2 separate regions of the Homo sapiens genome follow, and region 2 is linked to region 1. Evidence: chromatin loops called from intact Hi-C (ENCODE). Cell type or tissue: mammary epithelial cell. All regions are shown on one strand.

Region 1 (8,000 bases):
TTAAGTCTACAAATGAATGAAAATTATGAAACAGTGTTCTCACAGCAATATTTTTTAATTAGGCATGACAGCATTAATAATGCAGTATATTATGGCTACGCATTTATTTTAGCCATGTATAGATTCAAAAGAGGTGACACATCTTTGAGTTAGAACAATACGTAACATTTGAATACCTTTTGACACCTTATGAAGTGATTTCATTTCTATCTCATTTTACTGTAAGGATATGACACTTGTTTATTCTATGTGAACTTTGATTATGAAATAGATCTTAGAAATATAACTAGTTCACAAAAAAGTTCAATAGAGAAATGTCAAAGAAAAATGCAGAATTTTTCTCTTTATCTCCCTCTCTTCTAATCTCACTAATCTCTAACTGGTATCATAGCATCTGTCAGAAACAAGCATTTCAAGAGCCTTAAGCAATCTTTCTTTCTGGAACATGTAACCTTTTCAAAGGTTCAAATTATAGCTAATATCGACCTTTGTTCTTGCCAGTACCTTATGTGTTTCCTCAGTACCAATGCACAGTCCATATTACAAATTGCTCATGCTTTCAATTGCTCTTCCGAACTCAGTCTATTAAAATTATCTATCAAAAACCTCTGCATTTGCAGCATTTGAGTCACACATTGCCAGGATGGTGATCTCTGTTTCAATTTTTTTCTTCTTTTTTTTTGGGGGGGGGTGGTAGGGATAATCATTTATTTCAAACTTTAATAACAGTCATTAATGTCAGTCATTTGGACAATTAATCACATATAACACGATGGAAAGGAAACAATCTTGGAATTTAGTTTCAGAACACAAGTCCCAAACTTTGCAGTGGCAATTAGAACAGAAAGAAGAGAAAGAAAATGAGAAATATTGAGGATAAAAATTGGAGAAAACTTGGAGGTGAACTCAATGTGCTGACAGGAGGAAAGGATGAGTTCAGGTTATTATCACTGGTAATTGGCTATTGATGGTATCAACTGAGAAGACTGAGATGAATGAACAAAGTTGAAGTTTTACATGAAAACTAATTTCCATAACATTTTAGAATATAGGCTCTTTATGTTTGTCCCTGTACTTTTTAAAGCTTTTGAAAGCTATGTATACATACCTCACAGATACTCCATAGATATTGGTTGCATTAATGTATGAATGCCAGGAAATGAACAGGGAACTTTGTCATTAATATTATGTTAATCCTGCAACTGGAATAATATGGATTCATATTTTCTAATGTATGGATTTATTCCAGTAATATAAGTTTGCACTTGTCCTCTAAACACTTGGTATTAGTCCTGTCCTTTTCTAAGAAAATTTTGCTCTTAATGTTGACATTATCAGAATGTAAGAATTGAGAAAATGTGTGAGAACTCACTCATGTTGAAATACTCCATGAACATTCCTTCATCCTACCCCTAGCAGCCCAATCACATCTTCAAACTTCAACATGTAGTATGTAACTGTAAAAAGCATTATTTTAGGAAGCTATGTTCTTTTGATAACAAATTACTTTCCTTAAGGCTACATAATCAGTTTCAAATTTAATATGACTTTACAATTTCTCATCCTTGTAAGATGGTATTTCTTAACATGTTTCAGTAAAAGAAACTGCATTTTAACGGCATGCTTTATGTACATGAATATTTTGAGTAATTCACACTTGTCTTGAATCCACAAAAAATTTAGTGAGAATCTATCCTTAAAAATTATTTTATTTCAATAATCAGCTTTCTGGTAAAACTTAAATTATTTGTGCAGAATATTGTCCATGAAAATAGATCTTTCAGAATCTGGAGATTCTGATTTTCTAAAATTATGTTTAAATAAAAGGTTCATACATGTCTGTAAAATGTGGGTGTATATATGGGTTCTATGTATGTGTTTGTGTGTGTATATATTCACATAATGAAAAAGACAATCTCTATGGAATGTTCTACTTTGATCCCCTGTATTAATGTACTTTGATTCCTCACTTCCATTTCACATATTCTAGCAATGAATTATTTTTATAAATATAAGTTCATGCTAGTATAGAGAATCACCACTATGTCTTAGAAGTATGCTTTAAATTTTTAAACATCTTTTACCCTAATGCTTCTCATCAATTATAAATAAAATAATTTGTTTTACTTGACCAAATAAATATTTCCTATTCTTTAAAACATTATATAATTCAATAGAAAGCAAATATTCCATTCAAAAATCTTGGCATCATAAAGAATAACTCTACTTTAATTTTCCAAACCTAGTAATTACAGGAAAATAAGGAAATTTCACACTTAAGGGTTTCAGAGTAGTGAAATATACACATTTTTCTTTTACATTATATTCATTCATTTCAGAATGATAATGTGGTCTTAAAGGCCATAAACCTTTCCAAAGAAAATCTAAGTCAGCTAGCATCCAAAATAATGTCATAAGAATACTTAATTATTAATCCTTAAATATTAAGAAAAAGGTATGGAAAAGAATCTAAAGAATTCAGGATCCATCCCAATAGTCTAAAGCCCACAATGTAGAGTTAAGGTCTCTTAGACCTAAACATTATACAAGAAAAATCTTGTTTGTAAAAACATATTAGGCATGCATGAAAAAGTGTTTTTCACAGATTTATTATATAACCTGGCATAAAATACGTATTGAAGTAAGCACATTGGACAAAGAACACAGAACTCGCCATGTAAGCCCTGCTTACCTGCTCTAAACCAACAACTATGACAAGCTTCATCTCATCCCCTATGTGCACTATTTACTCTAAGGACTTATATCTTTGCACATTTTGTCTTCTTTGCTTTAGCCTCCTGGCAAAAATGTATGCTACTGTTTACAGTTCAGTTAAAACGTCACCTCCTAACTTAATCTGCGTTTTATCACAATCTATATTACCATTCTAATAACACTTTAGATTACATACAGCTCATTGTGAGTATTTTCTGCTACTCATTGTTCTTCTCCTCCACCTGATCTTCACTTTTCAGCACCAGGCACTGGATGCTTACACATTTTTGTATAAAGAAGGTATTTAAACATTGAACTGAATGGAATAAATTGCCAATTTATGGAATTGAGGAGTTCCAGGTGTTTAAATCAACAGCTATAGAGGCAGTAAGGGTCATTCACTAGTGTCAAGAAATTGAGTCTAGAGTCACACATATTTCACTGAGAAGCTCAGCTATCTTAAGTGCTTCAGTTCTCTCAGCTATAAATGGGAATGATAAAAAGTAGCCAGGCGTGGTGGCTCCTGCCTGTAATTTCAGCCCTTTGGGAGGCTGAGGTAGGAGAATCACTTGAACTCAGGAGTTCAAGACCAGCCTGGGTAACATAGTGAGACCTTGTTTCTACAAAAAATAAAAAATTATCTGGGCGTAGTGGTGCATGCCTATAGTTCCTTCTACTTGAAAGGCTGAGATCAGAGGATCACTTGAGCTCAGGAAGTTGAGGCTGCAGTCAATTGTGATTGTACCACTGCACTCCAGCCTGGGTGACAGAGTGAGACACTGTCTCAAAAATAAAGATTAAAAATAAATAAATTCATCTGCCTGTGAGAACTGAAGGAGATTCCACAAAGTTTAGTGGTTAAAAAATTAGGCATGTACCACAAAACAATGAAAATAGCAGGTGAATATTATAACAGTTACGGAAAAATTTATCCACAAGGGATGATGACTTGCCACCTCTACAGATGGCCTAATATGTTATAAAAATAATTTTTTAATGGTGAGAAAGGGGACTGGTCCCTATATCAAAATAGATAAAGCTTTTAATGCCAGGTTGCTAATATAAATTTTTAATGAAATTATCTCTGTCACTATATATATATATATATATAGTGACAAAGAGATTATATATATATGTGTGTGTGTGTGTGTGTGTGTGTGTGTGTGTGTGTGTGTAGAGAGAGGGAGGGAGGGGGAGAGAGAGAGAGAGAGAAAGTAAGTATATGTCTGTATTTCAGTTTTTTCTTACCAAAGCAAATTTCCAGTTGCCCTATATGGTAATGTTACCCTGAATTTACAGTAACTTGAGAGCATACATTCTTTAAGAGTAATTACAGAATGTCTGTAATGACCTTAATTCATGAGTTAAGATCTCCCTTGATGATATCATAATTAAAAAAAAAATCCAGAACTCCAGAATTAACTCATGGTTTGCTGTTGCTCAAGCTAAGTGAAAAATATAGCTTAGGTATTTTGATACTTAAACAGTCATTTCTTTCCCTTTCCCTGGTTTTTAGCATTGGCAGCATAACCAACTTAGGAAAAGAAGGAGTGTTTCATCTGCAAGGTATTAAACTAAGGGAATGAATCAGGGCATTGCACCCAAATATTTTCTAGATTGCTAAAAAGCTTGTGATTACCTAGTCATAGGAAAAGCATGCTATTGATATGGACAGGAGACAGGGAAATACTGGGTAGAAGAGGGCAGTTCCCGTGCAAAGGCTCCAATCTCAAGTCTGGAGGCCTGCAGCCCTAAGTGGGAACAGGCATTTCTGTTTTCATGCCCAAAAAGTTGTGTTTTGGCCTGCAATGCCCCACTATCCCGTACCCATATAACCTCGAACCCCAGGCTCCAGGAGAAGACAAGGAGATGAGGAGACAAGCAGGTGAATGGCAGAACGGTGTAGCAGGGAAAGAGAGAAGAGAAGGTATGTCTGAACACCAGGAGGAGTACAGCTGGGAGTGGTCAAGGAGGAGTTTGGCTGCTTGATAGCCAAAACTTCAGGGGAAGATCATCTTCCCACTCCATCCCTTTTCCAGCTCCCTGTCCATCCTGCTGAGAGCCACCTCCACCATTCCATAAAACCTCACATTGATCCTTCAAGCCCATGTGTATCCCCATTCTTCTGGAACACTGGGCAAGAGCTAAGGATACAGAAAGCTCTCACACTGGCCCTCTGCCCATGTGAAAAGGCAGAGGGTCCATCGAGCTGGTTAACACTTAAGCCATCTGCAGACAGCAAGGTCAAAAGACTGAGGACACAGGCACCCACCCCTAGATACTACCATGAGGCTGGAGCTCAAAACACGCGCCCTGGCTCCTGCACCTGTCCATCTGCATGTTTCCCCCTTCATCAGGGGTTTGAGCAGTGGCAGCAAGCAAACAGGTGAGCCACACCCCTGTCACATGTCCTGGGAGGAGGGGGATCAGGGAACTCTCCCATTTCGTCATGTGGGAATTCCATGACACTTGTGTTAAGGCAGCTTCTTTTAAACAGTAGGGGGAAGAATCACAGGTTTTAATATGTAGTCCTATGGCAGTGGGTGGAAGTGGGGGAGGCAAATCAATAAATGACTTTGAAATGAGATTGATTTTTCTCTTTTTTTTCCTCAGAGAATGGAAGGTGTAGTTATATTAATTGGTTGGTATTTATTTTATAGCCTTTAAAAATAGGGGATAATTCATCTTGATTCTGTAATTACCAGTTATACAAACAGCATATGACAAGTCTGACAAGAAGGCTTTTTCAACAGGGAATAGATATAACAATGGCAAATGTGCTAGCCAGATTAACAAATCAAGGTTATTCCATGTGATAGTCTTTTCTTTCTCAATAGGAGATATTATCTAAATTCATACGGTAATTTGAAAAATGTCTACATTGTGCACATACCTGAATATCAAATAGGTCACTAAACTTGATTGACCAGTAAAATAAAAAGTTTCCAAAACAATCTAATAAAGAGTCAGTTGCATATGTTTTCCTGGAGAAGAGTTAGGTTTGAGTCTTGGAACAGAATATTGTGTTCTCTATTATAAGACTATAATATTACAAATGAAGAGTTTGATACATCACAGGAAGGTCATGCCTCTATGACAACATTGCTCTAGACTGACGATGGGGTTAACAAAGTATCTATCTGACTCCAACAAAACACTAACTAAGCTAAAGGAGAGGAATTCATAAATCTATTTGTGCTGAACACACAGATCAAAGAAGATTGTTACAATTTGCATCTGATTCTTACTGTCTAGGCCAGACAATGTCCTGGAAATGACCCTGGTTGAAACCAGCAGGAGACTATTATCTTTCTCCCTTTTTACACTTTAGCCTGGGGTCAGGAAGTTCTGAGCTGCTCAATATTTCTATTACATTAATGGTACAATTATCACATAGGGATCAACTCATGCTGCTAATATAGACATGCCTCTGGAAGCAATTTCTGGCTCTGCTGGGCAAGGCAATCTATTAGGTCATTTGTAAGCTCTGCAAAGCCTAGCAGAAAGACTACAGACTTTGGACTTCTTGGTTTAAATTCCAGCCCTGTATTTCTTTGTAGGATGGCCTTAGCAAAGTACTTAACATCTTCGAATCTCAACTGGGGGATAATAGCTTCCATCTGATGGGACAGTTGTGAAGATTTATGAAAAAAACACAGGGAAACAAGCTAATAGGTTTTATACATTGTAGTCATTAGGTAAGTAGAAATTATCACCATCATGTACAGTATTTTGCTCATTCCTTTTTAGTGACTGATGTCATCTTGATATACAAAATAATCAACATGTAAATAATTTCTCTTCTCAGTCACATTAAATGTTATTTCAACATGCATACAGAAAATAAATACATGAAGAGTGTTAATAAATGTAAATCATTCTGAACATTATCAAAGAAATACTACTGATCCTTGTTGCGAGAAAGCTAGATATCTATAGCTTCCAAGTGACAGAAGTAAATACAGAAGTTCCTAGTTATCTTACAAATGTCTCCACAGCTTTAGGTCTTGTGACTTACGGAGTAAATGTGTTAGTGATTATGTTCTGTTTCCTTGAGAAAGAAGGTCTGACTTTTTTCCCCTCTATTGTATCCATGAGCACAGCGCTTAGAAACTAAGTAGCCAACTGAAGCTACTTACAATATTCCAGATCTGAAAACTCTAAATAAAACAAACAAAATAATAACCCAAATTCCAAACCAGCTATATATCTTAACTGTCACCACTTCCAACCTATTAGATAGCTCACACACCCACCTTTCTACATACTTCATATAATCTTTCAGCAAGTGTCTTAAGGATTAACTTGATAGCCCATATTGGCATCTACTTTGAAGCAAAGTTCACATATTGCTGTTTATTCTACAGACAATTTGAAAATAGGTAGGTAGTGGTGAGGCCTGAATTGGAATTAATATGTATTTCCTTCAAATAGATAATATTCCTTAATTTCATCTCCTTTTGCTAAATCGATCCTGGGGATTGAGCTATATTAACCACAACGTTGTCAATACAAAGAGTGTCCTAAGATCACTTAGTGATTATCCTAACAAGGTGAACTATTTTTTTCTTCATAAACCTTTACTGTAATGATAAAGAATGTATGTACATATGATACAAAATTAGGTTCAGAATAATGGTCAAATTTTTAAAAAGACTCTCTTTAGAAAGTAGACTGCTTTGATTGTTAGTGTGATTGTTATTTACTGAATCAGAATCATACCTTTTGCCTCTTTGATTAGTTTATAAACCTCTTAAAGGTAAGGGTTCCATATGGCACCTTAAATACTATGTGGCATATACTACATAATCAATGAATATCTGTTGATTGCTTCTTAAAAGATGTTAGATTACAATACTTTTAGAAAGAAAATGATGACCCATTCCCCTAATAGATTACCATCATACATCAATTTGACTGCTGAATTATTATAAACAGTCATATACCATAAGAACTATGGGTAAATGTTGTGAATTTTGAGAACACCATTAAGAAGTAAACTTCAGAACTGTCCTCTACCTGTTTGTCTAAATTTGTCTAAAGTTTTGAATTTTTAAAAAGTAAACGATATTTTTATAAAATTTTAATTTACTTTTCTTCATCTTTTAAAAAAGAATTTGACTTTTTAGAGCAAAACATGTCCATATTTTGCTCATCAGATAATATTTTTCTTATTATATGGTAGACATTCATTGATTTTGCTACTCATGAGTGGTAAGTACCTGTAGGCATATCCTAATCAGTGCCATGCTTCTTTTGATTCCTTTTTAATCTACTTTTCCAAG
Region 2 (8,000 bases), 74 kb after region 1:
CCCCCTTGCCTCAAGACTCCTGGAAACAATGGTGACCTCTGGATACAATCCAGGAGTCTTCATTCACTATGAGGATATTCAAACCACCTCACTGAGGCCTATCACCATCTCCCATTGCTTGTAATCATCTGCTGCTGCTGGGGGCTCCACTAGGAGCAGGAAATTTTTCCCCTCCACCTTCCAATCTTCTAGCATCGGCTCCCATTGGTAATGCCTATCAGGAAACTCGGAAAAGAAATCTGGGAAATGCCTTTTCCAGGTTCAGATCAGTCTGAAGCTGATATCACATGGAGCTGATAGCCAATAGACAGGATTCAGAATGGATTTATTTTATTATCCTATTTTCTTTATTTCCTTTTCTAACCATTGATTCATTGAGATAAAGTCTACAAAGTGTCTTTGGCAGTGACTGGACCATTATAAAGTTACACACTAAATGTCAGTCCTATAGGTGAAGGTCTTCCTAAAATCAGTTTATATTTCCTTGCCTTCTGTAACAAAGGCAACTGAATATAATTTAACTTTTTTTGATGACTCAAGGTTAACTTTAAAATGGCAATGTTCACATTGCCTTTCATAATTTTGAGATACAGAACGAAGCTTGACCAAATGCTCTTGTATCCACACTGCTATACTTTTAAGGTTTATGTTTTTTTTCTTTGTCCTCATCTTCTACCTTATCAACAATTACTTCATCTAATTGTCATGTTTTCCCATTTAATAGTATCCTTACTGCTCTTGACTTTGACAACTGATTTGTTATAAGTCAAGATCCAAAACACCCAAAATTTCTTTATTTTACAAGAAGGAAATCTAAATGGAACCCTGAGTGGCAGTCTTTGAGAGTTCTCTTCATGAGCAACATGCTTGAATGTGCCTGTTCAGAGATCACTTTTGTCTGTTCTCCGTTTTCTTCTATTTTCCAGAGAGTTGTAGTTGTTTGCTAAGTACCCTCCAGGTAGTTGAGCTGTTAATGTAATAGTGGCCAGCTGGCAACAACAGGCTGATTTTGTTAATGGCCTTAGGTGCATTCTGAATGATTCATCTCATAATAAAAATTATTTCATAATAGAGGGAAATAAATCCTTTCTCTTTATGAACACAATGATGGTTTCTTTTGGAAATTCACGAAAGTCGATCGTGCTTTGTAGACTATGAAAATGAGCTTAGAGAATCAGTGAATCACACAAAATATTTTCATGCATTATTTCTAGATCTTATATTAAATATATACGTATATATGTGTATTTATACTGTGTGAGTATACATGTGTGCATGTTGTGTATTTACATGTATGTATATCTATCTCTATCTCTCTATTGGAAAGGAATGGTGAGTGCAAGAGACTAAAGAAAACCGGGAAGAAAACATTTTAAATGGGAGGTAAATGTAAGGATATCATGAAAGAAACCTTGGCACTTGTCTCTGTTGCCCTACAGCAGGACATTATAAGCTAGTACAATTAATTGCCCATATATAAAATAATATTACTTTTATCTATCTCTTCTATAGTTCTGTCCACCTTACATTTTAGACCTTCTTATCTTTACCATCTTATGCCTAGTACTGAAAGAAGTAGCTCCCAGACATAAAGATTGAGATTATGCTTTCCTAATATCCTACAGCTGCCTTTTTCACGCTCCTACCTGTGAGCGGTATGAAAGCTGAAGGGGTATTAGCACATATATAGCACTGAGGCAACCCCTTGTGTCAGAGTCACATATCCCATTTGTAACAAAGTGAGGACAAAACTAGGAATCCTTATGTTTGAAAATCCTTAGAATTTTAAAAGTGGGAGGAACATAATGAAAATAATAATTTATATAATAATAATAGCATATTAGTTTTCTATTGCTGCTATTTAAAAATTGCCATAAACTTAGTGCATTCAAGCAACACGAATTTATTTACTTACAGTACAGGTAGATCAGAAGTCTGACACAAGTCTCGGTTGGCCAAAAATCAAGGTGTCTGCAGTGCTAGTTCCTCCTACGGGAAAATGTTTCCTTGCCTTTTCCAAATTCTACTAGCTGCCAACTTCTGTTTTCTTATGGCCCCTTCCTCCATCTTTGACACAAAGAATGGCTACCTGAGTCCTTCTCACTGAATATCACTCTTACCCCTGCCTTAGCTCATCTGCTTCTGACTCTGACTCTTCCGCCTCCCTCTTTTAGCGGCCCCTGTGATTACATTGGGCCCACCTGGATAATCATCTCCCTATTTTAAGGTCAGCTGATTGGCACACTAATTCCATCTGCTATCTTAATTCCCTTTTACCTTTTAATTCACATACTCACAGGCTCTAGTGATGAGAACATGGGCATTTTCAGGAGGCCATTACTCTGCCTACACTAGTCAGGAAAAACAATAATACAAATAAATGCTCCCATAGTTTCATGTACTTGTCATAAAATCCCTATCCATTAGAAAGCTTCATCTTGTGAGAGAGGAAATAATATCCTATGGGATTTTAGCTTTTATTGGTGAAAACTTTCAAGAAACGTAAATATAAAATGTTAGAATTGTTTAAGACTTTTATTCTGTGGAAGATAATTAAGTGAAATTAAAAGAAAACATTGAAATTTTCTGTTGGGGAAATTCACAAAAATGCATACAATGTGGGTTTTAAAAAAGCTTCAGTTTTGTGGAAAAGAGGGAAGAAAAAGGATACTAATGATCTTATACCCATTAAGAAGTTATAAGTAGGCAGGAAGCGGTGGCTCACGCCTGTAATCCCAGCACTTTTGAAGGCCAAGGCGGGCAGATCATGAGGTCAAGAGATCAAGACCATCCTGGCCAACATGATGAAAGTCTGTCTCTACTCAAAATACAAAAATTAGCTTGGCATGGTGGCGGGCGCCTGCAGTCCCGAACCCGGGAGGCAGATGTTGCAGTGAGCTGAGATAATGACACTGCACTCCAGCCTGGCAACAGAGCGAGACTCAAAAAAAAAAAAAAAAAACGTTATAAGTGATTGTTACTTTAAAATAGCTTTATTACCTATCTCAAATCTCTAAGACCTAAAAGTAGCCGAATGACATAGGTGTGAATGAATCAACACTGACTCTTACTTGTTGCTTAGTTTGTGTGATAATTTCATCATGTCATCCTGACCTCCCCTAATATCATTGAACCTCTACAGATCTCAGTTACCACATCAGTCAAAGATGTTAATAGTTTTTACTTTGCAAGGTAGTACTGAGGTTAAATGAGATAACGTGGGAAAACCAATAGGGACATAAGAAATGCTCAATAAACTGTAGCCATTGAGAGCCTTTATTTTCAGTTACATTATTCCCATCTGCACAGGATATGATGCTGGATTGTCTGGCTAAAAAGAAACAAGGAAGAACTATGACATAGCAGTTCTCAATTCTCAGCTCGACCATGTGGAATTTACCTTTATTTAAAATTTTAAAATATTTCCTGTATTTAAATTTTTTCTTTCCCCCCCCCTACAAACTAGTGACACAAAGTAAGAAAAAATAGTCCCTCCAAGGATTCGCTCAAATAGTGAATTCCTTTGGGGTTTTTATATACGCATTTGAAAAATAAATTACTATTTAGTAAAATGTCAGAGAGAGAAAAGTAAATCACAAGTGAATCCAACCCTTCAGCTCTTTGCTATCTTGACTCATAAATAATTGTTTTTCTTGAGGGCAGTGGCCAGCTTGTATTCAATGTATCAAATTGTATAGGTTTCTTAGAGTTTATCACCTGTAGAAGTGGGAGACAGTGATGCCCAGAGCATCACTCTGCAGATCTGTCACTGCCTGAGAGTGCACAGACCAGGGTCAAGAACCAAGTGGGCTTAGAAAACTGAGTATGAGTGCTTGTTGAAATCAAATGAAACTTCAAATGCCCGCGAGGCCAAACTGAAAGGGCAATGGCAGACACCTGACACTAGTTCAGTAGCTAAGATTTTGCACTTTTTTCACCACAACAGCCTGGGTTTAATTTCTAAATCAAGACCTTTCTGGTTTGATATTTGTGTTACGTTTCAAATATCAGCAGTTTGTTCCTGCTAAAATATGGTAGTAAGAGATTTAACAGGATTTTGTTAAAGAGCTCAATGGTTAAAATCAGCTTAATTAAAATGTAATATCCAAGATGTGTGTGTGTGTACATATATATATATAAATGTATATATGTGTGTGTGTGTGTGTGTGTGTGTATATACACACACACACACACACACACACACTGTAGAACACATTTTTATTTTTATTTTCTTGACACAGGGTATTGCTCTGTTGCCCAGACTGGAGTGTGGTGGCTCAATCTTGGTTCACTGCAGCCTCGAACTCCTGGGCTCAAGCAATTCTCCCATCTCAACCTCCCAAAGTGCTGGGATTATAGGCTTGAGCCACTGCACCCAGCCCATATATATATATATATATATAGCCTTTATGCTTTTTTTTTCTCTCTTAGGATCTTGTTAAGAAAAGAGTACTTTATTCTTCTCAGTTGACTGAGTTCTGTTTTCTCCACGTACTTCTGCCTGTCTCTCCTTTCTCTTGCCACCCTGTGCTGCATAAGGGACCTAAAATAATTTCTAATTGCCAGGGATTTCTTAAAGAAAACAGAGACAGTTACAGACCCTTTTTTGGAGGAAACTCTGTTTTTCCTTATGGAAACTCAAGAGTGTAAACAGACAAGTTCCTCTCAGATCTTCAACTGCTTGCTTTTGTATCGCATTACCTGATTTCTTTTGAATAAAATAGTTATTACTACAGGGGCTACTGTTACGTATTAAAGTAAAAAAAGGGTGCAGTTTAAACATATAGAGAAATCTCTGCAGCAAGGTGCACTGTAAAAGCACTACATGGCTTAGTCTCATGACATCTATCTCTGTTTGGAAACCCAGGATTTAGTGTGGGCTTCACCTAGAGCTCAGAGGTCCGGTTAAAAGAGACTAAATTTAAAACTATCTGAATTATAAAATCTTAGTAGATTTCTATAATTGTATGTTTAACTTGGTATTCATTTTTAATACTCCTCTAACACACCCAGATTCTCTCTCTCTCTACTTTGAAAAAAAGAGAAAAAACAAACAAACAAACAAAAAATGTCTGTGAGGACCATATGCTATTACCAGACAAAATTTGGGTTAGAGGCATGTGCTCTAGTGATACCGTACTTCTAATGTTATTTTAATCTATTATATATTTCTAAAATCATTATCAATTTAAGTTCTCCGGTTGATTAAGAATCTTAAAAGAGGCAAAAAGGTTATTTTTAAAAAGAATATATATTTTTAAACCAAAAAGTATCTTAGACAAGTCTCAATCAATTTAGAGGTTTATTTTGCCAAGGTAATGGACGTGTCTATGACATAGCCTCAGGAGGTCCTGACAACATGTGTCCATAGTGGTCAGGCTATAGGTTGGTTTTACACATTTTAGGGGAATATAAGACAATCAATACACATAAAATATACATAGATTCGGTCTGAAAGGTGGGACAACCTGAAGGTCGTAGGAGAGGACCTTCCAGGTCATAGGCAGATTCAAAGACTGAAGACCTGGAATCAATAGAAAGAAATGTCTGGGTTAAGATAGGGGGTTATGGAGACCAACGTTTTATCATACAGATGAAGCCTCCAGGTAGCAGGCTTCAGAGCTCTTATCAGACCTAAAAAGTTGACAAACTGTTAGTTAATTCCTTCCTGGATCAGAGAATGGCCTGGAAAGGAACATAAATTTTCTACAGAATGTAAATATTCCCCAGAAGAGACAGCTTTGTCGGCCATTTCAAAACATGTCAAAGAAATATATTTTGGGAGAAAATACTGTGATTTCTTTCAGGGCCTCCTATCTGTCATGTGATGTTAGCCTAGAGTCAGGATGGAATTCGATGTCTTATTGCAACAAAAAATCTGCTTCATCAGTCTTTAGATCTCCGTTTTAATCTAAATTCTGGTCAGCTGTGGCTGAATTCCAATGGGAGGAGAGTATAAGGAGGCATGTCCGACCCTCCCCTCCCCATCATGGCCTGAACTAGATTTTTGGGTTCATTTTGGAATGCTCTTGGCTGAGAGTGGGGGTCCATCAGTTGCTTGGAAGGCTTAGAATTTTAATTTTGGTTGACAGTTTACAGAAATTATTTCTATAAATACCTTATAATAATATGTAATTATTAAATAACCCATTATTTCTCCCATATTAGGAGCAATGTAAATTAAATAAGTACATAAAAGTTTGAAGATTTGAAAAATATATTACAAAAGACCGCAATGGCTTGTTTAATTTTATTGAATTTTGTTAAAGAAATAAAGATTTAAAAGTGGCTTTAAGGATAAAGCCACATACAATTAAAAGTAGAGTTTGTTAATAGGTTAAGCCATACCTTTCTATTTAATTTCATTACTTTTTTCTTTTTAACTATATGATGAGAAAGTTTATGTAGAATATGAATACTTTTTTTCTCATTAAATTAAAGCAAGAAACTCCTGATTTAATGTAGAATTCTTAGTTGATTATCATTAGAAATCATATGAAAACCAATTCTATGCTTTGCACACATGTACTATTTGTATCAACTGTAATATTTGTTTATTTTCTAATTTCACTTAAAATTACCTAGTGCTTAAGGTCAATGATACAAACTCCCTAATTTGGTAATTAAAACCGTCGACCTTGTGTCCATTTTATGCCAGTGTGAAATTCTAGAATAAGGTTATAAAAGTTTGCAAATTTTATATGCATATATTTATACTATATACATATAGAAATATATATACACATTTATTATATATACTATATAATATATGTGATATATACTTATAAAAATCAAAGTATAAGATGATAACAATAAACATACAAACATATTTAAGAACTTAAAACTATGAACTTAAGGTTATATGTTAATTGAAGGCCTTAAGGACACATATTGTATAATAACGTGGCTCCAAGAAGAGGACATTTGTGTAATGAAGGCACAAACTCATGGCAGCGTTGATGCCAAGGCACTGCTAGCTCTGTTGGCTCACCATTGAATGGACTTCCTTGCTTTCATAATTTCAGTTACACTCTGGGCCATGATATGAGGCACCTACTAAAGTGGCCTGGGGAAATCCTATTATCTGGTCTCATGTAATTGAGCCACACTGGGCCAAAGTGGTCCTAAATAATTTATACATAATTACAATCATTTCTTACAACAATAGTGAAGTGGTGATTACTGTTAACATTTAGAAGAGTACATTTTGCAAATTTCAAAGAACTATACAAATATCATGAGGATGATGAAATCAGCATACTAAGAATAAGATGACTACAGATCAGACTCAGTGTGTTAGAGTAATATGCCAAAGCTAATACAGGGAGAAGAGAATTAAAATTAGGGTCTGTGTCCCAAACCAGCTCTTTGATAGTGTTAACAATAGTATCTAAACACAGTCATAATGCTTACTTTTTGCCAGAAACAGTTTTAATCTCTACACTCTATATGTATTCATTTAATTGTTGGAAGACCATTTTGTCATAATTCTACTATTATGCCTGTTCTACATAGAGAAAACTAAGGCAGAAAAAGTGTCAAGAGCCCAGATCACCCAAATATTGAGAGAGAAAATGAGAACTGAAGCTAAATTTTGTTTAGCTCCTGATATGGTTTGGCTGTGTCCCCACCCAAATCTCATGTTGAATTGTAGCTCCCATAATTCCCATATGTTGTGGGAGGGACCCAGTGAAAAATAAGTGAATCACAGGGGTGGTTTCCCCCATACTGTTCTCATGGTAGTTAGTAAGTTTCATGAAATCTGATGGTTTTATAAAGGGTTTCCCCTTTTGCTTGGCTCTTGTTCTCTCTTGCCTGCCTACCTGTAATATGTGCTTTTCGCCTTCCACCATGATTGTGAGGCCTCCCCAACCCCGTGGAACTGCAAGTCCATTAAACCTCTTTTTCTTTATAAATTACCCAGTCTGGGGTATGTCTTTATCAGCAGCATGAGAATGGACTAATACAGTTCCAAAAGCCATGGTTTTTATTCTACCTAC

Evidence for each region. Hi-C counts contacts between places; a loop is a spot of excess contacts. Peaks named below come from ENCODE experiments on the same cell type or tissue, not always from the same donor. Only the 100,000 strongest peaks of a DNase experiment are listed, where the experiment ranks them.
Region 2: a loop joins it to region 1, with 9 times the contacts of the local background. A loop is called at or near these places in 1 of 110 quality-filtered maps.

Annotation. Positions count from the first base shown.
Region 1 is chr2:141,919,598-141,927,597 of GRCh38, forward strand. The region is part of intron 1 of LRP1B (LDL receptor related protein 1B); the gene reads right to left. Among named protein-coding and RNA genes, the nearest start is that of LRP1B, 210 kb to the right of the region's middle. In mammary epithelial cell, no CTCF peak of the experiment used is centred here; a DNase peak (open chromatin) is centred at 4,294; H3K27ac peaks cover 1,024 bases.
Region 2 is chr2:141,993,267-142,001,266 of GRCh38, forward strand. The region is part of intron 1 of LRP1B (LDL receptor related protein 1B); the gene reads right to left. Among named protein-coding and RNA genes, the nearest start is that of LRP1B, 130 kb to the right of the region's middle. In mammary epithelial cell, no CTCF peak of the experiment used is centred here; no DNase peak of the experiment used is centred here.